Linked DNA regions of Homo sapiens: region 1 is linked to region 2. A link is an interaction called in ENCODE POLR2A ChIA-PET data of the cell type or tissue named here. Cell type or tissue: OCI-LY7. All regions are shown on one strand. Region 1 has its middle 47 kb from the start of SC5D. Region 2 overlaps GRIK4 (glutamate ionotropic receptor kainate type subunit 4).

Evidence for each region. ChIA-PET counts read pairs that join two places held together with the same protein. Peaks named below come from ENCODE experiments on the same cell type or tissue, not always from the same donor. Only the 100,000 strongest peaks of a DNase experiment are listed, where the experiment ranks them.
Region 1: POLR2A ChIA-PET joins it to region 2 with 8 read pairs; 1 of 35 experiments calls an interaction of 5 or more read pairs at or near these places.

What each region holds. Positions count from the first base shown.
Region 1 is chr11:121,337,277-121,342,276 of GRCh38, reverse strand. No RefSeq gene overlaps it. Among named protein-coding and RNA genes, the nearest start is that of SC5D, 47 kb to the right of the region's middle. RefSeq lists an enhancer at 3,819-3,968 and a silencer at 4,549-4,638. In OCI-LY7, no CTCF peak of the experiment used is centred here; DNase peaks (open chromatin) are centred at 466 and 1,996; H3K4me3 peaks cover 1,274 bases; H3K27ac peaks cover 1,900 bases.
Region 2 is chr11:120,700,980-120,705,979 of GRCh38, reverse strand. All of the region lies in intron 3 of GRIK4 (glutamate ionotropic receptor kainate type subunit 4), which reads right to left. Among named protein-coding and RNA genes, the nearest start is that of GRIK4, 190 kb to the right of the region's middle. In OCI-LY7, no CTCF peak of the experiment used is centred here; DNase peaks (open chromatin) are centred at 2,189, 2,249, 3,159 and 3,939; H3K4me3 peaks cover 2,774 bases; H3K27ac peaks cover 4,650 bases.

The sequences.
Region 1 (5,000 bases), 640 kb before region 2:
GGAAACAAATAAAATTAATTTTAATAATAGATTACATTTAACTGAATATATGCAAAATATTTATTAATGAGGCATTTTGCATTTAACCTGTTATTCGAAAACCAGTGCGTATTTCATCTGCAGCACATCTCAATTAGGACTAGCCACAGTTTAAGTGTTCAATAGCCACATGTAGCTAGTGGCTGCCAAATTGGACAGGACAGTTCTAGGAAGTGCTAAACAAGCAAATAAGATTATTTTGTATAGGAATATGATCTATGAAGAAAATAAAATAATATTGTGGAATCAAGAGTGAATGGGAGTTATTTTAATAAAGCCTTTTATTTTATTGTAACACAAGATTTACCCTCAACAAATTTTTAAGCATATAATACATTCTTGTTGATCATAGGTACAATGTTCTGCTGCAGGTTCCTGGAACTTATTCATCTGACATAATTGAAACTTTGCACCTGTCGATGAGTAACCCTTCATTTCCTCCTCCTCCCAGCCCCTGGCAACCGCCGTTCCATTCTTTGATTCTAGAGAATTTGACTATTTCGGATACCTTGTATAAGTGGAATTATGCAGTATTTGTCCTTTTGTGGTTGGCTTATTTCACTTAGCATAATGTCCTCAAAGTTCATCCATATTGTCACATATTGCAGAAATTCCTTCTTCTTCTTTTTTTTTTTTTTTTTTTTGAGACAGAGTCTTGCTCTGTCACCCAGGCTGGAGTGCAGTGGCGTGGTCTCAGCTCACTGCAACCTCCACCTCCCAGGCTCAAGTGATTCTCCTGCCTCGGCCTCCTGAGTAGATGGGATTACAGGCACGTGTCACATGCCTGGCTTATTTTTGTATTTTCGGTAGAGACCAGACCAGGTTTCACCATGTTGGCCAGGCTGGTCTTGAACTCCTGACCTCAAGTGATCTGCCCACCTCGGCCTCCCAAAGTGCTGGGACTGCAGGCGTGGGCCACCCCAGTGGCCTAAATTTCCTTCTTTTTAATGGCTGAATAGTAATGGTCTTTTTTTGAGAAGGTAGTATTGAGATGATCTAATAGGTGAGAAGTAGCTTGCTATGCTGAAATGGGATGTAATGAGGGCTCCAGGCCTCAGGAATCATCATAGCAAAGTCCCTTGGAAAGAATGAATTTGGTGCATTATAGAAATGGAATGAAGGTGGCTTTAGCAGAGGGAGAGCTTGTATGTGTGTGCAGTGGGTGGGGATAGGGGTGAGGGGTGGACTAGGTGGGTAGAGTGATAGGGGACCAAGAAGGAGAAGTAAACAGGCACCAAATTATGAAGGGTTTTTCGGGCATTGTAAAGACTAGGGTCGGCTGGGCCCCGTGGCTCACGCCTGTAATCCCAGCACTTTGGGAGGCCGAGGCGGATGGATCTTGAGGTCAGGAGTTGGAGACCAGCCTGGCCAATATAGTGAAACCCTGTCTCTATTAAAAATACAAAAAAAAATTAGCCGGGCATGGTGACAGGCACCTGTAATCCCAGCTACTTGGGTGGCTGAGGCAGGAGAATTGCTTGAACGTGGGAAGCGGAGGTTGCAGTGAACCAAGATTGCGCCATTGCACTCCAGCCTGGGTGAGAGTGTGAGGTTCCGTCTCAAAAAAAAAAAAAAAAAGACTAGGGCAATGATGTTGGTTTATACATATAATCACACTAGTTTCTGGTGACCACTGCATTCATTTTTAAAGTATTCACATCCGCTTGTTTAATAATCAACTCTGGAATTTTGCTGCAGATTGATGTCTAGATTTTCAGTGTGAGGTTTTCAGAAGCTACCTCCCTTTCCCTTGTTCAAAGTTGGGGCATTGTCTTTTGGCATCTCTCTCTCTCCTCTTTTCTGTCATTTTCAATGACAGAAAACTGGAGTGATGCTGAGTTCACACCTTCAAGTTCCTCCAGTGCTCAAGGACGTTGTCCAAACGGGCCTGGGAACGTGAACACATTTTCAGTGAGTAAATTCTCTTTTACTAGATTGTCACATATCTTCACCTTCATTTCTCTTTTTATGGCATTTGTACTATTCTTTTCAGTTTGAAGATATCACTTCCTAAAGAAAGCAGAAGTACAATAGCATCTGAATTAATTTCACTTTCCACTGGTTGTTAAAAATATATCATTTTCCCTCCCTTCTCTTTTTTGCTCTGAACATACCAATCTTGGTTGAAATTTTTATATGAGTTTCAGCTCATGTAGTATATTGCTTTCTAAATATTGGTATTTATACTATCCCTTTGTCTTTTGTACTTTGGACAATTGATGGTGGTAATCACCTTCCTCCCAGATCCCCCAATATCAGGGCGTTTTTGACTCTTCAGTTCCCATATGTCCAAAATCTGGCAGTTCTTAGGTTAGCCATGACTCTCAATTGCGTGTTACAGAAATCCAGTCCAACTGATTTGAGCCAAAAGAAAATAGGCTGGCTCACATGATTGGAAAGGCTGTCTTTGTCTTTTTTTTTTCTTTTTTTTTTCATTCTTGAAAGGTTCTCTAGCTTGGCTACACTAGCCTAAAAAGGAAAAAACAAACAAACAAAAAAAACAAAAAAAGTCCCAGATAAAACTTTTATTTGCCCAGACTTAGGTTACATGCCTACTCCAAACCTGTCCTCATGGGGATATGGTGATCTCATTGGCCAGTGGTGATCACATTCACCACTCAAGCCACATGGCCTGTGAATGGTAAAGGTGGTCCCTCAAAGGAAGAGCAATCAGAATTCTGTATGAGAAGAGGTGTGGGGGGATGGATAATAGGTAAGTAGGAAATAGCAAAGGACCCTTAGAGTCTCATGTCTTATTGCTTCTTCCTTTACGGTGTCACTTGTACTTGTTCTCTTCTTCCCATTTCCCGGGGTTACATTTGATTTTTGCCTCGGTTGTTGAAAAAGCCCCTTCACTCATCTTTCAGCTTCTTCTCTGTTTTGCACAGCCGTGTTGCATGATTCATGGGGCACCATTTATATGAACATCTCTCTGAATGCACAGTGCAACACTGTGGACCAATTTTCTCCCCAACACCGTTCCTTCCCAGGCGATGCCCTCAGACTAAGCTTCCAAAGTGTAGTTCTAAACATACCAGAATCTGCAGAGGCTACCAGGCCAGAAAAAAGTCAGATCATTGTTCAGAGCAGGATCGAGAAACACCATATTTAAAGGGTGGGAGCTGGAATGAGATAGAACAATGAAAAGGGAATAGCGACATTGTATTGGATTAGCTGATGAAGGGAACAGGAGACAGACAGTATAAGAGACAGTTTCCTAAACACATGGAGCTTTTAATATGGTAAAGGGAGAGAACCGCACAAATATCCACTGTGTATACTAGTATGTGGGAGGAGCCACAGGAGGGGTGCTGCCCAAATTTCATAGACAACCTGTGGCTGGAACAATGAGGGACAGCATCGTCAGAGAGGTGGCATTCGAGCGGGTCTTTGGAGGACTGGTAGGGTTGTATTAGCTAAAAGGAGGTGAGGAGGTGGGCAAGCGTGGCACGGAGAATGGTTCGAACAAAGACATGGCAAGTTTGGTGGGAGGTCTGAGAGCGGTGAACAGTTCAGATCGGCTATTTCACAGGGCGGACTGTAAGACTAATTTTCGGCTAGATTGTGGAGGGTGTTGAATAGCATTGGAGTTTGAAGATGACGAAGATGGTTCAGGTTGCTAAAAAAGAAATACACCCCAAGGACAAACAGACATTTATCTGGTGGCTGGGAGGGCCATTTGCCCTTTATATGCTTTCAAGAGAGGGAGGAGCTGAGTGGCCTGCATTCCTGGGATCTGGCACTGGCAAGCCCCTTTTCCAACTGAGGCACAGCGGGCATCGTCCTGTCCTTAGCATGAGGTGTTGGGCCTGTCACCTTAGCAACCAGGATTCATGCCCCAGAACACATTTTAGCCACGGCCCCAGAGCCGTCCTGATACTGAATCTTGATTCTTGGCCCCATCTTGGCTCCCCAGCCAGGCTGTGCTCATTTGGGATTTTCTACTGTAACTGAGGCGTCCCCAGGGTCTCTCTGGGGTCTTGGAGCAGGCAGGGCGCAGAGTGTCAGGGAAATACAGTGGGTCCTATTTGCATGCTCCGTGTGCGGTATCATTTCCCAGCTGATCTGAAAGGTCAGTCAGCAGATCTTGTTTGTGAAAATAGAAAGGAACATAAGTTGCTGACTATTTCTTTCTTAATTCTTTCTCTTTCCCTTCTACCCTGGGACTGGGAGTTGGGTTATGCTTCTTGCCAGGAGCTTTCCTTCCTTGTCAACTGACTGCCTCTCTTTCTTCCCCTCTCAAAGGGACGCGATGGATTTCTTGGCTGGATTTCTGATAGTTTCTGAAAGGCCTTCACTTCTCTGCTGGCAGAGGCTGGCTTCAGTGTGACTTGTGCAACATGAGACAGTATGTATCAGGACTTCACCCCAAGGTGCCCTGGGGAACACACTCCAGCAGGGCATCCCTGCTGACCCCTCAGGGGTCCCTGGAATGGGGAAGAGGGGAGGGCAGGTGGTGGAGTTATAATACATGTGGGAGGCGTGGCCAGTATAGGTGGCTTCCCATTCCCCAGGACACCAGGCCATTTGGATAAAGTCACAGATGCCTCTTCTCTGGTCCAGACTAGTTCAGAAAGTGCTGGGCAATGAACAGATGCTCAGATGTCCTGTGGAGATGATTCATTTCTGTAAGACTTTTTTCCTACTCCTCAACTGCCTTTCAACAAGAGCTTCCTTCTTCTCCTTATGTTCTGTTGCTGGCAGCAGGGTTAGGAGTAGATCTTCTAAACCAAAATGCAGATGCCTCCAACCCAGCCTTCCAGCAGAACAGATATCAATCCTTTGATTGGAAACAACATTTCTGGGCTCTGGTTGCAAGAGAAACACCCCTCCATCCACTACCTCCACAATACACACATCTCTGTGAAGGAAGCTCACCACTTATTTGTAAAAAGGATGAACACTCTTCAAGTTAAGAGAGAATCAGGTGCTGTGGTGGACCACAAGCCTGAGAATACTCA
Region 2 (5,000 bases):
TCACCAGAGCTAAAGGAGAATGTCAGACAGGAGCCTGAGATGCTGGGGCCTCCAGAAAATCCCAGAGAATCCACGAACACTACTAGAGCTAATAAACAAATTCTGCAAATTTGCGGGATATGAGATCAATGTGCCAAAATCAGTTGAGTTTCTAGATACCAGCAACGGACAATCTGAAAAAGAAATTAAGAAATATTTCCATTTACGATAGCGTTAAAAAGAACAAAATACCTAGGAATAAATTTAACTAAGGAGGTAAAAGACTTGTACACTAAGAACTACAAAATATTGCTGAAAGAAATTAAAGACGACTCAATTAAATGAAAAGACATTTCGTTTTCATGGATTGGAAGACTTAATATTGTTTTGATGGCGATACTCCCCAAAGCGATCTACAGATTCCATGCAATCCTTATCAAAATTCTAGTGGCTTTTTATAGAAATGGAAAAGCTGGGCGAGGTGCAGTGGCTCACACCTGTAATCCCAACAATTTGGGAGTCCAAGGTGGGCAAATCACCTGAGGTCAGGAGTTCGAGACCAGCCTGGCCAACATGGTGAAACCTTGTCTCTACTAAAAATACAAAAATTAGCTGGGCAAGGTGGCAGGCACCTGTAATCCCAGCTACCTGGGAGGCTGAGGCAGAAAAACTGCCTGAACCCAGGAGGCAGTAGTGAGCCGAGATTGTGCCACTGCACTCCAGCCTGCAAGACAACAGTGAAACTCCATCTCAAAAAAAAAAAAAAAAGAAAAGAAAGAAATGGAAAAGCTGATTCTCAAACTCATATACAATTGCAAGGGACTCTATGAACAGCCAAAACAACATTGAAAAAGACAAACAAAACTGGAGGATTCACAGTACCTGATTTCAAAACTAACTACAAAGCTACAGTAATCAAAACAGTGTGTTATTGGCATAGGATAGTCATACAGTCAATGGAATAGAATTGAGAGTCCAGAAAAAACTGAAACATCTATGGCCAATTAATCTTTGGCAAGAGTGCTAAGACTATTCACTAGGGAAAGAACAGTCTATTCAACAAATGGTTCTGGGACAACTGGAAAACCACATGCCACCTGTTTTTGTAAAGTACATTTTTTGGAACATAGACCTGCTCATTTGTTTATATGTTGTTTGTGACTCCATTTGAGCTAGAATGGCAGAGGTTAATAATCTCAACAGAGATACTATAGTATACAAGTCTAAAGTACCTACTCTTTGGTCCTTTACAAAAAAAAAAAAAAGTTTGCAGAGTTATGTTGTACAATATTGCTTCCCATGCCCCACCTGTGTTCATTCCTTCATCTGACATTTACCGACCACATACCATGCCCCAGCCCTGTTCTAGACACAACAGCAAGCAAAAATGTCTATCCTCACAGAGCTTACATTCTAGTAGAGGAATTATCTATGACAGCCCTGCAATCTAAAGAATTTAAATGGCCACTTGAGAAACAGAAGGAATGAGACTGTAAATTACGTGCAGGCTTCGAAGCTGAGATAGAGGCTGTGACTGCTCTAAGCTTGGGCACTCCCAAATGTTCCCTGTTGGCCCTGGGTCATGTCTCATTCAGCTGCATCTCCTGAGCTGCGACCAGAGGTATCCAGCAAGCAATAAATCCAATAGCTCTTCCTAAGAACCTAATATGCTCAGGGCACTGTGTGAGTGCTATGGAGGACAACAGTGAGTAAAATACAATCCCCATTTGCCATAAGACCACAGTCTAGTGAAGAATAAACCGCATATATATCATCATAAGAAAAGTAAAGAAACATTAACACTTAATAAATAAGCACCTACTATGTGCCAGGCACTGTGCAAAAACTTCTATGGTTATTATCTCATTTGACCCTCACGAGAACACAAGAAATACACTGCTTTTGATAGATGAACAAATTGACAGATGAGCAAATTGGGTTTCAAAGAGTTTCGTTTTTCGCCTTTGGCAACAAAGCTAGTGAACGGAAACTCAGAAATCTAAACTAAAACTATGTGGTTCTAAGTTTAGCCATTCAGTTATTAAACAGACATCTGTTGAGGTCCCACAATTTTGTAAGCATCATTCTTGGCTTTAGTGCTACCAAAGATGATCAAGACGAGTGCTCTTTATACCACCCCATCCTGTACCTACCATGTATAGGAAACAGGACATAATTCACCTGCCTCCAGGAGTTTATAAAGAGATTCAGAAAGCAGCACACAGACACAACCGAAATAGTAATGGTAATAATAGGTACAATCTAAGTGTCCAAAAACAAGTTTAAGTAACAGTATTTCAAAGGAATTTAAATGATTTGCTGCTCAGGAGATACGGCTGAGTGGACAGGGGAAGTTTCATGAAGGAAATTGACAGACGGTAGGATTTATAAGTGGTACATATACTAGATATACCCTCCTGTCCTCACCCTTACTCCTGGGTCCTCACCCTTACTCCTGTAAGCCCAACCTTACAGCCTGGGTTGGGCTGACAGTGGAAGAAACAGGCTTCAGGAGACTTTAGAGAGCTTGTAAACTGGCTAATAAACCCTAGAACTTTAGACCACGCCTAGGTCACATACATTATCTCCTTCTCCAAATCCACCCTCCAAGACTCATCACCTCAAGCCAATCCAGCCCCCTTTAGAACATTATGCTACCTTCTTGGGAAGCAGAGGGTAGGTTGAAAGACCCCAGGCCTTGGATCAGAACACCCAGGTTTAAATCTAGTGTAAATATGACCACTTAGAATTGTTCTGTCCATTAAGGTAGCCACTTGCCACAGATGGCTCTTTATATTTAAATTTAGATGAATTTAAGTCAAATGCAATTTAAAAACTAGCCAAAAAGTCACATTTCAAGTGCTCAGTAGCCACAGGTAGCCCACAGATTCAATGCTGGACAAAGCAGATACAGAACATTGCCATCATCGAGAAAGTTCTATTGACCAACACTGATTTCAAAGCCTCTGAACTAAAGGCAGCTATGTTGCTTTTTTGCACCTCATTTTCTTCATCTTAAATTGGGCAAAGCACTACAAATACTCCCCTAAAAGGACTTATGGAAATAAAACAAGACAGTGAACTTAAAAGTGTGCTGGTAACTTCCTTTTTTCTTTTCGATACAAATACATCTTCCTTCCTGCTTTCTGCAGGGCTGAAGCCTCAAGCTCTACTCAGATAGAAACGTCCTCAGGCCATGACCCATGGGATATTGTTTTAATGTGGAGCATTAAAAACAAAGTGAAACAAAAATCTCCAGAGCAGTGAGCCCACCTGTCAGTCCTCGTCTCCCTGGGCCTCTCAAGAGGTTTGTGACACTGATCACTTCTTCCCTTGGCTTCCAGGAGACCATGCTGACCCAGCTTTCCTCCTGCCCCTTGGTTGCTGCTTCTCATCCTCCTCTATGGGCTCCTCTGCATCCCTCTGACCTCTTCAGTTCAAAGCACCCCCGAGCTCTGTCCTTGTCCTCTTCTCTGTCTGTACAAACCCAGTCTCGTGGCTTTAAGTACAATCTGTATATTGATTACTCCCAAATTTACGTTTCCAGTAGAATTCTGTCACTTGAACTCTAGACTCACATTCTAGCTGCCACCCTGCATCTCCACAGGTTGTCTAACAGGCATCTCACATTTGGCATACCAAGATTCGGCTCAGACACCTCTTACCCCTAAACCAGCCCAACCTCCTTCCCTACTGCAGCAAATGCCAACTCTACCCTCGTAAGTACCAAGGTAAAAACCTTGGAGTCGCCAGGCGCAGTGGCTCACGCCTGTAATCCCAGCACTTTGGGAGGCCGAGGCCTGCGGATCACAAGGTGAAGAGATCGAGGCCATCCTGGCCAACATGGTGAAACCCCATCTCTACTAAAAATACAAAAATTAGCCAGGCGTGGTGGCGTGCACCTGTAGTCCCAGCTACTCGGGTGGCTGAGGCAAGACAATTGCTTGAACCTGGGAGGCAGAGATTGCAGTGAGCCGGTATCGCACCACTGCACTCCAGCCTGGCAACAGAGTGAAGCTCCATCTCAAAAAAAAAAAAAAAAAAAAAAAGCTTGGAATCACCCTTGATCTGTCTCTCTTACACATACACATCTCATATCCAGACCATCAAGAAATTCTGTTGGCTTTACCTTCAAAATCTATCCAGAATTCCAACCTTTCTTACCACCTTTACTGCTGCATCCTGGACAAGCCAGCAACCTCTCTCACCTGGATTACTGCAAGAGCCTCCTAAATGGATCTCCCTTCAGCCTATTCTCAATGCAGCAACTGGAGTGATCCCTTTAAAATCTAAGTCAGAAAACAATATGGAGGTTCCTAAAGAAATTAAAAATAGAACTACCATATGACGCAGCAATCCCTCTTCTGGGTATATACACACAGGAGATGGAATCACCTTGTAAATATATCCACACTCCTATGTTCACTCCAGCATTATTCACATTAGCCAAGATATAGAAACAACCTAAGTGTCTATCAACGGATGAGTGGATAAAGAGGATGTGGTATGTGTACACAATGGCATACTACTCACCCTTAAAAAGGAGATCCTGCCATTTGCCACAACCTGAATGAACCTAGAGGAAATTATGCCAAGTGAAATAAGCTAGACACAGAAAGAGAAATATTGCATGATCTCACTTAAATGTGGAATATTAGAAAAGGAGCTCAAACTCACAGAGAAGGAAGCAATGGTTATTATGAGTGGGCATGGTAGAGGGGTAGGAATTGGAGAGATACAGGTCAAAGGACACAAAATAGCAGAGATATAGGAAGAACAAGTTTAGAGATCTAGTGTACAAAATGAAGATTAAAGTTAATAAAACCGTATTGTACAGTTCTGTATTGCTTAACAATGGGATACGGTCTGAGAAATGCTTTGTTTGGTGATTTAGTCATTGTGTGAACATCACAGAGTGACTTACACAAACCTAGATGGTATAGCCTCCTACACCTAGGCTACATGAAACAGCGTATTGCTCCTAGGCTACAAGCCTACACAGCATGTAACTGTACTGAATA